2 separate regions of the Homo sapiens genome follow, and region 2 is linked to region 1. The links are chromatin loops, found by intact Hi-C in ENCODE. Cell type or tissue: IMR-90. All regions are shown on one strand.

The links. Hi-C counts contacts between places; a loop is a spot of excess contacts. Peaks named below come from ENCODE experiments on the same cell type or tissue, not always from the same donor. Only the 100,000 strongest peaks of a DNase experiment are listed, where the experiment ranks them.
Region 2: it touches region 1 in a loop (6-fold over the local background); 5 of 110 quality-filtered maps call a loop at or near these places.

Annotation. Positions count from the first base shown.
Region 1 is chr20:61,884,152-61,892,151 of GRCh38, forward strand. The region is part of intron 7 of CDH4 (cadherin 4); the gene reads left to right. Among named protein-coding and RNA genes, the nearest start is that of MIR1257, 66 kb to the right of the region's middle. RefSeq lists an enhancer at 7,352-7,851. In IMR-90, a CTCF peak has its summit at 3,222 (motif pointing left); no DNase peak of the experiment used is centred here; H3K27me3 peaks cover 140 bases.
Region 2 is chr20:61,741,989-61,749,988 of GRCh38, forward strand. CDH4 (cadherin 4) reads left to right here. Exons shown (of 16, transcript NM_001794.5): 3 at 1,575-1,801. All of the region lies in intron 1 of CDH4-AS1 (CDH4 antisense RNA 1), which reads right to left. Among named protein-coding and RNA genes, the nearest start is that of CDH4-AS1, 9.1 kb to the right of the region's middle. RefSeq lists enhancers at 4,380-4,880, 4,881-5,381. In IMR-90, no CTCF peak of the experiment used is centred here; DNase peaks (open chromatin) are centred at 3,273 and 6,583.

The sequences.
Region 1 (8,000 bases):
CTGGAGTTGGGCTTGTGGGGCGCAGTGCAGAGGCTCTGGGCCACCAGTGAACACGGCCAGAGCTAGGGACACCGGAGGCCCCAAGGGGTCATAAAACCCACAAGAGCTGAGGCAGCTGCACGTCACTGTCCTGGCTGTGCAAAGGGCAGCTGAGCAGAAGGTTGAGTGAGACACGCTTCCTTCCACGCAGCAACCCGGACAGCTAAGGGGCCGGGTCCCTGGTTTTCAGCCCCTCATCCTGCAGGAGGCAAAGTCTGCGGAGCCAGAAGTGGTGAGGGAGAGACAGTGGCAGTGGACGGTCCACGAGTTTAAAGGGGTGAGCAGGGTGTTCAGGAGGGAGGGAGGGAAGATGGCACCCCTTGGGGCTCCCCGTGTGGCCGTGCCCCTGAGCAGGGGTGATCTCTCGGTGACAGCCTGGGGGCACCCAGCGAGGGGCTCCATGCTCAGCCCCTCCCCACCCCAGGCGAGGGAACCTCAGAAAGGAGCCCTCCGCACCCCCGGACCTGCATTTGAAGGCTGAAGGGCTGAGCACCTCACCTCGGGGGCGGCTGCTGCTAGTTCCTGGGTGCCCGGGAAATTCACCTGGACAGGTGGAATGTGCCACCCAGGCAGCACCTCCTCCCAGAACAGCAGCAGCCCCGAAGGGCTGAGGGGTTTGGAGGAAGGAGAGAGCCCTGGGGTGGGGGCGGGGAAGGCTTCCTGGAGAGGGACTCAGCCTGTAGCGGGAGGTGCGGGGTTGGGACACCGGCTGGAGCCCCGGGCTAAGAGTAGGCATAGGGTAGGCCCCAGGTCCCTTCAGCCTGGAGAGTCCCTTCTCTGATAGCCTAAGGGTCAGTCTGCAGGCCCAGCACAGAATCTGGCCAGAACGACTGCCAGCCAGAGGCAGCCCCCACCCCACCAGCTCGGTGATCCATGCTAGAGTGGACATAGGGTGCTGAGTCCCTCGGGCCCCTGCAAGGCAGCGGGGACTGAAGTCGACACATAGCACGTTCGTGCCTGTGCCTTGAGAGGGAGCTCACACGCCACCAAACACACCCTTTAACTGTACGCTTCAGCGGGGTTCAGTGGTCACAAGGTTGTGCAACCATCACCTTGACTTAGCTCCAGGACTCTTCCATCACCCCAGAACCATCCCATTTCTCCTCGACTCCCTTACCCCCAGCTCCCCCAGCCCCTGGCAGCCCCAAATCTTCTTTCTGCTTCTACGGATTTGCCTATTCTGGACATTTCCTGTAAGTGGGCTCCTTCCATGCATGGCGTTTCGTGTCTGGTGTCTCTCACCGAGCGTCACCGTGGTAGTTCGTGTCTGCGTTTCATGCCTCTTAATGGCTGAATAATATTCCGCTGCATGGGGCAACCACGTTCTCTTTGTCCATTCATCGCTCAATGGACCCTTGGCTGTTCGGCCCTTTTGGCTGCTGTTAATGGCGCTGCTTTGAACGAGGGCGTGTAAGTGTTTGTCAGAACCCCTGGTTTGAGCTCTTTTGGATACATACCCAGGAGCGGAGCTGCCAGGCCCCGTGGTGACTCTTGACTTGTGAGGACCCGCCAGCCTGTTTTCCGTGGTGCCTGCACTCCCTCCTCCCACAGCATCTAATCTTCATGCCGGAGTCACATTCTCAGGCTCCGGACAGACCCCAGGTGCTGTGCAGCCTGAGGATGAGACGGAGAGCAGGACCCAGATCTCTGTCTGCTCCATCTCGCAGCTTCCAAGGGGATGGAGGTTCCAGCAGTGACAGCAGGGAAGGCCCTTGGGGAGTGTGTGGTCCAGGAGGAAGCAGTGGGAACAGCGCTGACCTGAGAGGAGCTGGAGAAGCTCCCAGAGCAGCAGCCGCCGTCGTGCTGGGACTGGCTCTGGCTCACCCAGAAGGAAGGGATGCAGGGCATCTGCAAGCCTGGGCTACAGGGCCTTGGGACTCCTTTTATACCCCCATATGTACCGCCTCTAGGTGCAGAGAGCCCAGAGCAGGTGGGGGAGGCGTGCTTGCAGCCTGGCAGATGAGACCATCCCTAGATGGTGGCTGGGGTGGGGGCAGCATCCAGGAGAACTTCAGGATCTGAGTTCCAGGCGTGGCTCCTGCCAGGGTGCCTCACTGGCTGTGCAGCCGGCCAGCCGATGCTGGGTATGGCCAGGGCACGCTCGACTCAGGAAGCTTTGATGCCTTTCTAGGGCAGGCTGGCCGCCTGCATTATTGATGGCTGTTCTGCAAAATTTACATGCTGAGCTATGGGGAGGTGAGCAAAAACCCCAGGGATGGCCCACTGTGGTTTTCTTCCCTCCTCTTGAACTTGAAAATGGCCAAATCACTTTTTAATGAATTCTCTGCACCTGGCAGAAGCAGGAAGGGTAGGGGCCCCAGCCCAGGACAGGAGCATGCATCCAGCAGGGCACACCCAGCTGTGCAGGACTCCCGCTGCCCGCCCAGACACCTCCATCGAGGGTTGACGTGGGGAGCAGAGGCTGCACATGTCAGCTATGGAGAGAGGACGCTGGGACGCTGGTCCAGAGCTGAGTCCTGGGTCATCTGTTTGTCCTATGAGGGCTGGGAGACACTTGCTGGCCTCCAGAGCACTCACCAGCCCCTGACCTCAGGGAAGTCCCAGGCCTTCATCTTCTGCAAAGTGGGAGGGCGCCGTGCCCCTGTGCCACACGGGCCCTTGGAGGACTGCACACAGCGAGGCCTGTTGGGGCACCGGGAGGAGGTGCCAGACACTTCTGAGAACAGGGCCCTGCCCTGTGGTTAACGTGGGGCTCCCCTTGCCCGCCTCACAGGAATGAAATGCACTTGAGGGCAAAGGGAGCAGCCCAATGTAAGCCTTTTAGATAAATGTGTCGAAACCTCCAGCCAAGCCAGCCCAGGCCCGCTACATGCAGATCAGCCACGTCTGCAAGGAGGCCTGTTTGCAGGAGCTCCCATGACCGCCTCATGAGCACATGCCTGGGTCCTGCCCACCCACCCTCTCACCCCAGAGAACATCCCAGAAAAGGGGGAGATGGGCACAGTGATGAGGTCAGGAGCCTGACCCCACCTCCCCAGTGCTCCCAGGGGAGCCAGGCCAACCCTGCCTGGACTTCAGAAGCCCTGCCAACGGGAAGGCCACTGGCTGCTTCCGGGGGTCCCCTGGGAGAGTTCTTCCTTCCTGCGGGTCTAGCTTCCTGCCCCTACCCAGCCAGGAGACACCCCTGCCCTGCCTCTCGAAATCAAGACCCAGCTGCCCTCTAGTGGCAGTCAGCTGCACACACACACACACAACACGCATGCACATCCATGCACATGTGGGTTTACATGCATACAGAGGTGCACACATACACGTGTGTATACACGCACACACAGGCATGCACACTCGTGCACAAGCACGCATACACACATGCACACACACAATACACTGTACATGTCTCTGGGTTTCTACGATGCTTGATTTATTTTCAATATATAGAAAAGAATACATTTCTTTCCTATACATTGAAAGCACCACAGCCAGGGGTGGCTTCCATGAACCGGCTCTGATTGGATGACTGAAGAAATGGAGACTTGGAGAATGATGTCATGCCGCAAGTCTGTGACAGCAGTTTCTCTGCAGGCTGACATTCTTCTCCGCTTGGATCCCTCCCTTTCCTGCCGGCCCGTGTCAGTCTCCTGTTTTCCAGTCTGGTCCTTCTGGCGGTGCCATGCTGCGGGAGGAGGCAGCCACAGCCAAATAAACATGTAGCTGAGAGCAGCCTGGGGACCCTACGCTGCAGGATGGGTGGCCGAGGGGGGCCGGTGCAGGCAGGCAGTGGGGCACCTCCTGAGGGGGACATCACGCCCAGGAAAGAGGCTGCTGAGAGCCCCCTGCAGCTTCAATTTCCAAATCTGTCCTGGGAGGGGGAAGAAAATCGGATTTGTAAAGAACAAGAGAAACTTGGGTGAGAAATGAAGAGTGTCCACAGCGAGGCTGCCTGCTGCCCTGTCAGAAAACCTGATTCCGTTTCCTGGGGGAGCGGGGACTGAAGTGAGATGCAGCCACATCCCTGCAGAGCCGCCGCCACTGCCGGTACACACAGATGGGACATGGATGAAATGAGACTCCGCAGGCAGGATCCCGGCCCCTCACCAAGGTGGCATGGGTATCTGACATTTGGGTTCTCATTGGCAAGCCTGTCCACCGCTGCTGGCACCGTCCCCAGCCCATCTCTGCAGCCTCCTACCTAGAGGCAGAGCCAACCTTCAGGCTCCGTCCAGCCGCTGCAAGGGAGGGCCGGGTGCTCACAGGTGAAGGAGAACACAGCCAGGGTGGGGAAGCTTCCAGAGGTGGGCTGGCTGGTCTCTGCCTTGATGAACAGGAGGGCACATTTTCTTTCTGTTGGGATCCTGAGGCACAGAAACCTTGGGGAAGGGACCTCTGCTATGGGTAGTACCATGAAGTCCAAGGCCTCAGGCCCAGCGAATGTCTGGACACACATTGGTCCACAGTTAGAAGGCAGATCCTGACCCTGAGGTTGCCAAGAGCAGCCAGTCAAGGGTGGCGCCAGCTCTGCTGTTTCCATGATGTCCATCCCACATTCAGGAGACCCAGCGGGCATCGGGCTGATGTCACCATGGACATCATTGGTGCTGCCTGAGTCCCATCCATAACAAAGGCCTGAAGCGCAGACTGACACAGCATCAGGGACCCTGACCGGTCCCCTCGCTCTGCCCTGGTCAGCTGTGTAGAACTGGGGAGGTCATGGGACTGCCTGGCCCTCACTGGACTCAGTCTTCCCCTCCGTAAATGGTAAAGAAATATGAGCTCCACTGACCACGCAGTGTGACACCAGTCACTGAAATAGTGAACAGGAACATGCTTTTTTATTGTTCTCTCCCCATTGTTGGCTTTCTCCCCTCCCTCACGGCCTCTGCATTAGCCCCCAACAATGCCCTGTTCTGCACCATGCACCTCATACCTCCTGCCCCAGCCCTGCTGTGCCTGCAGCTCATGCTATCACTCCCTCCTCCCTCTAGTGAGCCCCCACCTTCCTTCCTCAACCAGCTCCCCTTGCACTTCCGTAGAAGCCTCTCTCACCTCCCTCAGTTTCCTTATCTCATGGATGGATGAGAGGACCTCAGCTTCCTTATTGGTTGGTTGTAATCCACCTGACATAAGGAGAGGTCTCTTTAAAGCATGGATGGATGGATGGATGGATGGATGGATGGATGGATGGATGGATGGGTGAGTGGATGGTGGATGATGGATGATGGATGGGTGGGTGGATGGTGGATGATGGATGAGGGATGGGTGGGTAGATGATGGGTGATAGATGAATGGATGATGCATGGATGGATGGATGGATGGATGGATAGATGATGGATGAGTGAGTGGATGATGGATGGATGATGGATGGATGGATGATGGATGAGTAAGTGGATGGTGGATGATGGATGATGGATGGGTAGATGGATCGATGATGAATGAGTTAGTGGATGGATGGATGATGGGTGGATAGATGATGGATGGATGGATGGATAGGTGGATGATGGATGGGTGGATGGATCAATGATGGATGAGTGAGTGGATAGTTGGATGATGGATGGATAGATGATGGATGGATGGACAGACAGATGGATGATGGATGGATGGATGGATGCATGGATGGATTATGCATGATGGATGGGTGAGTGGATGGTGGATGGTGGATGATGGATGGGTGGATGGATGGTTGGATGATGGATGGATAGATAATGGATGGATGGATAGATGGATGGTGGATGGGTGAGTGAATGGATGGATGGATAGATGATGGATGGGTAGATGGATCGATGATGGATGAGTGAGTGGATGGTTGGATGATGGATGGATGGATGATGGGTGGATGGATAGGTGGCTGATGGATGGGTGGATGGATCAATGATGGATGAGTGAGTGGATAGTTGGATGATGGATGGATAGATGATGGATGCATGGGTGGATGGATGGATGGATGGATGGATGCATGGATGGATTATGCATCATGGATGGGTGAGTGGATGGTGGATGGTAGATGATGGATGGGTGAATGGATGGTTGGATGATGGATGGATAGATGATGGATGGATAGATGGATGTTGGATGGGTGAGTGGATGGATGGATACATGATGGATGCATAGATGGATAATGGATGGGTAAGTAGATGGTGGATGATAGAAGGGTGGATGGATGGATGGATAGATGGATGATGGATGGGTGAGTGAATGGATGTATGGATAGATGGATAATGGATGGGTAAGCAGATGGTGGATGGTAGATGGGTGGATGGATGGATGGATGATGGATGGATAGATGACGGGTGGATGGATGGATGGATAAATGGATGATGGAAGGGTGAGTGGATGGATGGATGATGGATGCATGGGTGGATGATGGATGCTGGACAGGTGGATGGATGGATTATGAATGGATGGATGGGTGGATGATGCATGATGGATGTGCAGATGATGGATGGGTAAATGATGGATGGATGGATGGGTAAGGGGATGGGTAGACGGATGAGGGAGAAAGGAAGAAGGGGAGCAGGTAAGGGTTAACCTACTGTGAGAAAACTATCAAAGTAGGATATAGCACCCAAGTAAGTGTAAGCTATTTCTGGTTTTTTTTGTATCTCCTTGACTCCAAGTTCTATTCATCTTGGTAAATGTCAGCTCTGTTAGACACGACTCATTAACTTGGTTCCCTCAACAGACACCGATTACCTACTGTGTGCCAGGTCTGTATCTGGCACTTTGGACACAAAGCTGGACAAGACTCAGTCCTCATGGCACTCTGGGTCTTCCAGGAGAGTCCAGCCTACAGCAGATGTGGGCAGGGTTGTGGCTGTCCGGGTCACGCTGCACCTCCAGGGTTAATGAGAGAAGCAAAATCAATTCCAGAGACTTTAGGGGAGCTCATTTTGGAAGGAAGAGTGGGGTCTCACCAGCGGAAGGAGGGAGAGGGACAACACACCCGCAAGCACAGAGGGGCAGGGATAGGAGGTGTGGGGTGCACAGTGCAGACAGGGCGCCATGTGGGGCAAATGTTGGGGTAACGAGGGAGGGGAGAAAGCCAACAGTGGGAGAGAAATAATGAAAACCTGGTTTGGGCTGCACGTTCCTGTTCACTGTCTCAGCAACTGGTCACGGCTATGTGGTCAGCAGAACACAGTCGTGTCCCATTTTACAGAGGGGGCTGCCAAATACAGGAGGCCAAGGTTGCTGACGGCTCTGCAGCCTGCAGGCCCCTCCCTGTCCTGCTGAGCCTCACAGCCTCCCCCTGGAACCCTCTCCTGCAGGGGGCCTGAGCCGCCCACTCTCCCCGGCCCTGCAGGAGCTCTGAGTGCTGCAGTCCTCCCCCCTTCTCCAGGTGACTGATCTGCTGCAGGGACCACGCAGGCATGGGCCAAGAAGCAGTTTCCTGCCCTTCCGAGAGGCCCCTGACACCTGCCTCCTTGAGGGAGATCTCTCAGAACAACAGCCAGGGCTGCATGATGAGGCACATGTTGGGGCTGGAGGGCCCAGGAGCCAGCGCCCCACTGCACTGAGCCCTGGCCCCATGTAGGCTGGGCCTGGTCACCAAGCCACAGTCACCCTGTTCTGGGTGGGAGGCCTTGTGGAACACCCCAGACCCTGATTGGCTGCCGTGTTCCCACCTCCCGGGTCCAACCGCACCTCCCAGCCCTGCCCTCAGTTCACCCTGTCACCTTCAGGCAGTGTGACTGCCTCTTCCTGGAAGCCTCCTCTGGATCCCCAGCCCTCCCTCCCTGAGATGCTTGTGGCCTTGCTCTCAGGCCTGTCCAGGTGGCAGTGGCTTACACTGCCTGATATTGGAGCCCAAGGTCAGCAAACGTCTTCTATAAAGTACCAGGTGGTCCATATTTTAGGTTTTGTGGGGCATACAGTCTCTGTGCAGATACTCAGCTCTGCCTTGAGAGTGTGAAAGCAGCCATAGATAATGTGTCAATAAAAGAGCATAGCCATGTGTCAATAAAACTTTATTTACAATAATAGTGATGCGCAGATTCAGCCCACAG
Region 2 (8,000 bases), 140 kb before region 1:
CACAGCACTGTCATTTTTATCTTTGTCAGTGACAATCAGATGTCAGAAATGATTGATCCACTAAGTTGTTGCTGATTTTAATTTGTTTACCATTGGGCAAACAGTACTATAAAAGCAGTTTGGAATTTTCCTGTCACTTCAAAAAAAAAAAATGTAATGATTCCGTCCTTAGAAGGGGAACAGATCCGGGGAGCCACAGCAGACCCTTGCCTGGGTTGATCCTGTCCATCAGAGGAGCCACCGGGGGGCTCTGGAGTCTGGAAGTTTCATTGCTCTGTTGAACCAGACAGGGTGGAAATGCCTGGTGTCATCACATTTAAAAACATTTTCACATGAAAATGTTTCACATGAAACCCACAAGTAGGAGGTGCCATTGGCTGGGAAGATATCTAAAGTGAACTATTGAGAAGAGGGAACAGACACGTTATTTATTCTTTCAAGGCAGGCAACAGTAAAAGGTGAATGCGAGGGGAAAACACTTTATCTAATGTAACAGTGAGTCGCTTTTTTTGGTTTCTCGAATAAATAGTAATTAAATCATGTAAGCTGTGACAGCAAAATTGCTTGAAAAACCAATCCTCCCACCATAATTGCTTAGATACCCACATTTTTATAAATAGGAGTTAACTTTATCCGTGGCTTTTATGAGCAGAATGTGACACGGGCTGTGGGTGCGTCGTAATTTACCACGGCTGTAGGTGACAGTTGCAAAAGCACACGTCTAAAAAATGCACTAATGTGTCCGGATGAATCTGCGCCTCTGGAGGTGTCTTTTTCTGCAGCAGAATTAGAGATGGCCATGATGCTGGAGCCGTGAAGGGAGGTTGGCATCCTGGTGCCTACTGGTTAATGTTTTGGAAGCGAAGCAATGCTCAGCACCCAGCGGTATCAATAGACTGTCTGACTTCAACTCTGTTTCCAGTTCACCAAGAAAGCACTTGGTGGGGCCAGGGTCTGCCCTGGCCACACCTGCCTAGCCCACCCCAAGGCCATTTGCAGGCATCAGGTCTGGCTTAATAATAAAAAGGACCAGAAACACAGCAGAGCCGAGTTCTGCTGCCAGAATCCACCTGCCATGGGGGAATGGTCCCCAGATGCCAGCTCTCTCTTGCTCCTTCCTTGTACTTAGCCTTCTTGGAGTGGAAAAACAGGTCCATTAGTGGCTTCACAGTCTCTGCTGGCAGGAAGAAGATTTGCATAGGCAAGAGTGGGGGGAACTGAGGGAATATTTTTGAGGTGGAGAATACCCACTGTGCCGCTCACAGACTCCGGCTGAATTCGGAGATAACAGCGGCAAGGGAGAGATGCGTTTGCAGAAGGGAGTGCAGCTGTGTTGTAAATAGAATGGAAGCTCAGTGTTGCTTTTCTTCCCCCCCTTTTTTAAAGGCCTCTGGCTAATTCTCTAGGGGGTTGAGATAAAACACACCACCTTCTCGGGAGGTGGAGAAATCAGTGCAAACCTCATGCCCCTCATGCCCACTGGGGGCCTGTAGGGCGTCCTGCGTGGTTGCTGCCATTGTTACCGCCCTTCTGCTGGCCAAGCCGACCCTGACTCTCTCCCCCTCCTCTTGCAGTCAAGTTCAGCAGCTGTGTGGGGACCAAGGGGACACAATATGAGACCAACAGCATGGACTTCAAAGTTGGGGCAGATGGGACAGTCTTCGCCACCCGGGAGCTGCAGGTCCCCTCCGAGCAGGTGGCGTTCACGGTGACTGCATGGGACAGCCAGACAGCAGAGAAATGGGACGCCGTGGTGCGGTTGCTGGTGGCCCAGACCTCGTCCCCGCACTCTGGACACAAGGTAAGGTGTGACCGCCCGGGTCTGCGCTGGAGTTTAGATGACCTAGTTCCTCCTGCAGGCCCTGGGCAGAGCCTCTGCCAGGGCTCCCACAGGACAGACAGTCACCTCCTCCTCGGGCTGTGCCACTCAGGCCATTGCCAACCAAGCACCCCTGCCCTCTGCACTGACCTGAGGCAGGGCCGTCATTGCGGGAAGGCCCCCTGGGCAGGCACACAGGCCCCACACTCAGGTTCAGACACTATGCCACGGTCTTGTCGCTCTTCATATGTTTTTGAACAAGGGGCCCCAAATTTTCATTTCAAACTGGGCACTGCAAATTCTGGAATCTCTCCTACCTCCCGAAGTTTGTAGTCCACCAGGCCCAGGGCGTTCTGAAGCCTGGAGGGATGAGAAGCAAGCGGAGACTGTGTGGTTGGAAAGGAGCCAACCAGAGAGTGGGGAGGCGATGGAGAGAATAACAGAGAGGAAGGCAGGTGCAGGGAGACAGCAAAGGAGAGGGAGAAGAGAATGAGAGAGGGATGGGGAGAAAGAGAGAAGAGAGGTGGAGAGAGACAGGAAAGGAGAGGGAGGGAGAGGAAGAGAGGGAGAGAGAGAAGGAGGGAGAGAGATGGAAAGAGGTGGAGGGAGAGAGAGAAGGAAAGGGAGGGAGAGGAAGAGAGGGAGAGAGAGAAGGAGGGAGAGAGATGGAGAGAGGTGGAGGGAGAGAGAGAAGGAAAGGGAGGGGAGAGGAAGAGAGGGAGAGAGAGAAGGAGGGAGAGAGATGGAGAGAGGTGGAGGGAGAGAGAGAAGGAAAGGGAGGGAGAGAGAGAGACAGACAGACAGCTTCACACAGACATAAAACATCTGCTGTTCAGGATCCCAGCTGCCCTCCGACTCTGCCTCCTTCTAACCCGGCTGCCTGGCTCACCCGGGTGACAGGGAGGGGCGCCTTCACCATGCCCTGTCCTGAGGCTCCCTTTCATCCTGGCATATTCCAGCAATCCAGCACCAGGCTCCTGAACAACCTGCGTTCATCCCCAGTTCTAGCTGTTAGGTTCCCCGTGCCTGACGGGGAAGTGGCCAGGTCCCCTTCGCCTTGAGTGTCCTGGCGTTGGTTGCAGCCACTGCGCCAGCCTTCAGGTGTGGAGGCTGCTGAAGAAGCTGCAACCAGGCGGCCTGTGGGAGAGCACTAAGGAAGGCCAGCCTGCAGGTCCAGCTGTTGCAGCTGCCTGCCTGAGGGGCCCCAGTGGTGGAAAGAATGTGTGCCAACCCCTCCAGATCCCCCCAGTTAACATGAGGCCTCTATGGGGTCGTTTGAGATACGGTGAGCAAAGGAAATCACCACGCAAGGCGGCGGCCACTAGCAATCATGGGCACTCCCTCGGAAAAGGGCCCTCGGGAAGTAAAGCGTTAAGCAGAGGCAAGCAGATTCCTTTCCGTGGGTTTCCCAGAACCTCATGACTCATGTGCTGTGTAAGCCTCTGAGTGAGACCAGTCTGCAAGTTTCCCCAAACTGTCTGACCAAGGAACCCTTCTCCATGGAAAGCTTGCAAGACAGGTGTGCCAAGGAACCCACTTTGGGAAGGGAGGGACCTGTGTCTTCTTCTGACTTGTTTCTCAGATGGAAGCGGAGATGGAAGCGGAGGTGGTTTAGGTTAGAAAAGAGAAAGTGTGACTCAGATGGACAGTCTTCACTGCATGATGAGCTGACCCCACGGGGGAAGGAGGTCTTGAGAGTCCTCCTGAGTGTGTTAAACCAAGCAGCAGAGCACGCCTCTAACGGCAGTGGCCCCCAAATCATGAGCCCCACCTGTGAGTCCTGACGAGTCTAGGACGGTGTATGTCATTTTCCTTCTTCCCTGAGTGATTATTACAAGCCACGCCCTGGTGAGCAAGGCAGGCCCTTGGACAGCCTGGGGACCCTGTCCCATGGGGGTCCCTTCCCTCCCTGAGCTGTGCCGGGACACTGACAGGCAGGGACTTTCATCCCCATCATGCCTGTGACTTCCAAGCTGTCCCCAAGTCCCCGATTGTGAGCCGAGAGCAGAGCCCCTGAGAGCCTTCCAAGGCCTCCGATAAAGGCTCTAATTGAAAATATAATGACACCTTTTCTTGGGCATGTTAATGAAGCGATTTCAGATTTAATCCCCTGATCCTCTGCAGAAGGGGCAGGCCCAGCTGTGGTTGCCGCTAGACAGTCCCCGTGGGAATGTGCCTCGACCCACACCAGGCTGGTGCAGGAAGCACCCAACCAGCGGAGCAGGGGACACTGAATTCATGTCCCAGGCTCAGCGCACCCTGGGGAGCCCAGATGTTAAACCAGGCAGCAGAGCGTGCCTCTAACAGCAGTGGCCCCCAAATCGTGAGCCCCACCTGTGAGTCCGGCGTATGTCGTTTTCGTACTTTCCTGAGTGATTATTACAAGCCACGCCCTGGTGAACAAGGCAGGCCCTTGGGCAGCCTGAGGACCCTGTCCCATGGGGGCCATGGGGTCACTGTGGGGCACAGCCCTGAGTCCCTGAGACATGACTGTTGCAGGGCACAGTGGGCAGTCTCTGCAGCCCAGGAGACCCGGTCCTCCAGCGCTTTTGTTGCCAATGGTTCCTCTCCTGACTTTCTAGCACCCACTCAGACCTTGCCCCAAGTGGTGTAGGCTCATCTAACCCTCTCCACACCCCTGGAAGTGGGTGCTGTTACATCATGGATGAGGGTGCTGAGCATGTGACCACAGCCCTGTGCTGCACAGGAGAACTGATGTGTGGGGAAGGAGTGGAAAAGGACTTTGCAGGTATGGCAGAGCCCGGCATGGCGCAAGAGCAGCCACCCAGGGTGTGGGTGCACGGCAAGGCTTCTGCGACTTACTGGCTGGGTGTTTTGGGAGAATTCACACAACTTTGAGGTGAACTGCTCTGGAGAATGGGAGAGTAATGCTACCCATGTCCCAGCCAAAGGGTGCTGGTATTTCATGAGGTTATGGAGGTCAGGAGGTGGAAAACAGCAGCGCATATGGCTGTCATTGCCTGGTTCCAGGCTTCACAGTCCTGTGCTTATCACAGTGCTGGGCCTTGCCAGGTGGCATGGGGGCAGGAGGAGGCAGGCAGGGAGTGGGGGTCACTGTGGGACGCTGGGCCACCTGGTTGATGCGCCCTTACAGAGCGTGATGCCAGCCTCTATAGATGATCAAGGTGACACCGGATTGCTGGTGTCCTGGCCGCCTGCCAGAAGCAACTGTGCATCTCCCCCAGTGTGAACTGTCACCCAGGCCTTCAGCTGTGCCCATCTCCTTTCATATTCAACGTCCAGCACTCGGCCTCATGACTGGGCACATGAGGAGGGACAAGACATAGAAAGAACAATCGAAAGAAGAGGCAGATAAGAAAGGACCCACAGGGACCGGGCGCGGTGGCTCACGCCTGTAATCTGAGCATTTTGGGAGGCCGAGGCGGGCGGATCATGAGGTTAGGAGATCGAGACCATCTGGCTAACACGGTGAAACTCTGTCTCTACTAAAAATACAAACAAAAATAAAATTAGCCGGGCGTAGTGGCAGGTGCCTATAGTCCCAGATCCTCGAGAAGCTGAGGCAGGAGAATGGCATGAACCTGGGAGGCGGAGCTCGCAGTGAGCCGAGTGAGCCACCGCACTCCAGCCTAGGCAACAGAGTGAGACTCTGTCTCAAAAAAAAAAAAAAAAAAAGACCCACAGAGGCTCCAGAGCATGGGGCAATCAGAGAGATTTTACACTAACTACACTTACTATCTTTAAGCAAATTAAATAGAAGACTTTGAGAGATAATTAGAAGGTATAAAACAGAATTCTTAATCGTTGGGCAGTTTGGAATTGAAAACTAAACCAAACAAAATGAAGAGCTCAATGGATACATATATCTGCAGATTTGACATAGCTGAAGAATTAGTGAAGCAAAATATATCAAAAACATTCGTGCTCTAAAGCGTGAAGAGATACACAGAAGGAAAATACAGAAGCAACCGTAAGAGATATTAGAGAGGCAGTAAGAAGGTCTAATGTGTATATTTGCAATATGAGGGGGAGAGAGAAAATGGGGCAGAAGTAATATTTGAAAATATAGTGGCAGAAAATATTCCAAAACTGATAACATTCATTTAGGCATGGATTCAAGAAGCCCTGTGAACTCTATGCAGGAGAAATATTTAAAAAAAAAAACAGCACCTGGATGCTTTATAGTAAAATAGTTAGAACCCAAAGACAAAGAGGAAATCTCAAAAGCAGACAGAAAAGGCAGAATTCCTTTGAGGAAGCAATGACTAGGAGGCTGACTTCTCCGCAGGAGCTGGGGCGTTGTGGGGGGGTTGGAAGACCGTTCCATTCCATGCCATTGAATGATTTCTTTTCTTTTTTTTGAGACAGAGTCTCGCTCTGTTGCCCAGACTGCAGTGCAGTGGCGCAATCTCAGCTCACTGCAACCTCCACCTCCCGGGTTTAAGTGATTCTCCTGCCTCAGCCTCCTGAGTAGCTGGGATCACAGGTGTGTGCCACCATGACCAGCTAATTTTTGTATTTTTAGTAGAGATGGGGTTTCACCGTGTTGGCCAGGCTGGTCTGGATCTCTTAATCTCGTGATCTGCCTGCCTCGGCCTCCCAAGGAATATCTTAAAAGTGCTAAAAGAAAATAGAATTCTATCATCCAGTAAAACTGTCTTTCAGGAAGTAAAGTTGAATGAAGAGAAACTGAAAGAATCTGTCCCAAATGATGTTCTTCAAACAAAAATAAAACAAGTTGAGGTGAACACTCAGAAATGGAGGAAAGAATGAAGAGCTGGGAAAAGGCCAAGAACACTGAAAAATACAAATGAATCACAGCAGTGTAATGTTTCATGGGTGTAAACAGAGAACTCGAATTTACAGCAAAAACTGCATAAACTTTGAGAAGGGATAAATGGAATCAAAGAGATAGAAGTTGTTTGCATTTTTCTCAAAAATGATGGAAATAACAAATTAATATTACTCCTAAATAAGACGAAAATACTTGTTATAAAGTCTTTAGAAAATCACTAAAAGAGTCATAAAAGTCTGTAAGTAGTAACGTAATAAAAGGAAAAAATAGAATAATAAAAATTATCAAGCCAAAAAATGCAAAAAAGAGAAATGAAAACAGAATAGATGGGCTACACATTTCTCTTTGTTGTAATTTAAAAAATTGATGGATAAAGATAAATCCAACTATATGCAGTTTGTAAAAGATATACCTAAAAGGTATAAGGCTAAAGTTTAGCAGTAAAATCCTAGAGAAATAAATACCATGCAAGTACCAATCAAAAGGAAGCTAGTGGACTCTGTTAATATCAGATGAATAGAATCTGAGGAAAAAGCATTCTATTCAAGGAGGAACACTTCGTAATGATAAATAATTCACCAAGAAGATACAGGAATCCTAAATTTGTGTGCACTTAATAATATGACTTCAAAATATTTATGCCAAAATTGATAGAAATAAAAGGAGAAGTAACTATGCAATCAGTGGTCAATTTTAACAAAATTTCTTAGCAAATAATAGAACAAGCAGAAAATATCAGTAAGGAAATAGATTAGAATCACACAATTAACAGGTCTGGCTTTACTGAGACATATAAAAGCACAGAAACCAACCACTGCTAAATACACATGATTTTTAAGTATAGACAGAACATTTACAAATATTAACCAAGCAAGTCCCAACATACTTCATAGCCTTCAAGCAATTCTCAACATACTTCAAAGGTTTAAAATCAAAACATAGTTTGTTTTCTTAACTCAGAGCAAGTAGGCTAGAAATCAATAACAAAGAATGTAACTGGAAAATCCCCATAGATTTAGAAGTTAAGTAAAAGCCTTCTCATTAACCCTTGGGCAGGAAAAAAAAAAATCACATGGAAATTAGTGAATATTTTGAACTGAGTAATAAAACTACTGGGATGTAGCTAAAGTCATGCCCAGATGGAAATGTTTAGCCTTAAATGCATATATTACAAGATAAAGAAGGCAGAAAATTGGCTGGGCGTGGTGGCTCGTGCCTGTAATCCCAGCGCTTTGGGAGGCCAAGGCAGGTGGATCACCTGAGGTCAGGAGCTTGAGCCCAGCCCAGCCAACGTGGTGAAACCCTGTCTCTACTAAACATGCAAAAGTTAGCCAGGCATGGTGGCACGCCCCTGTAATCCCAGCTGCTCAGGAGGCTGAGGCAGGAGAATTGCTCGAACCCAGG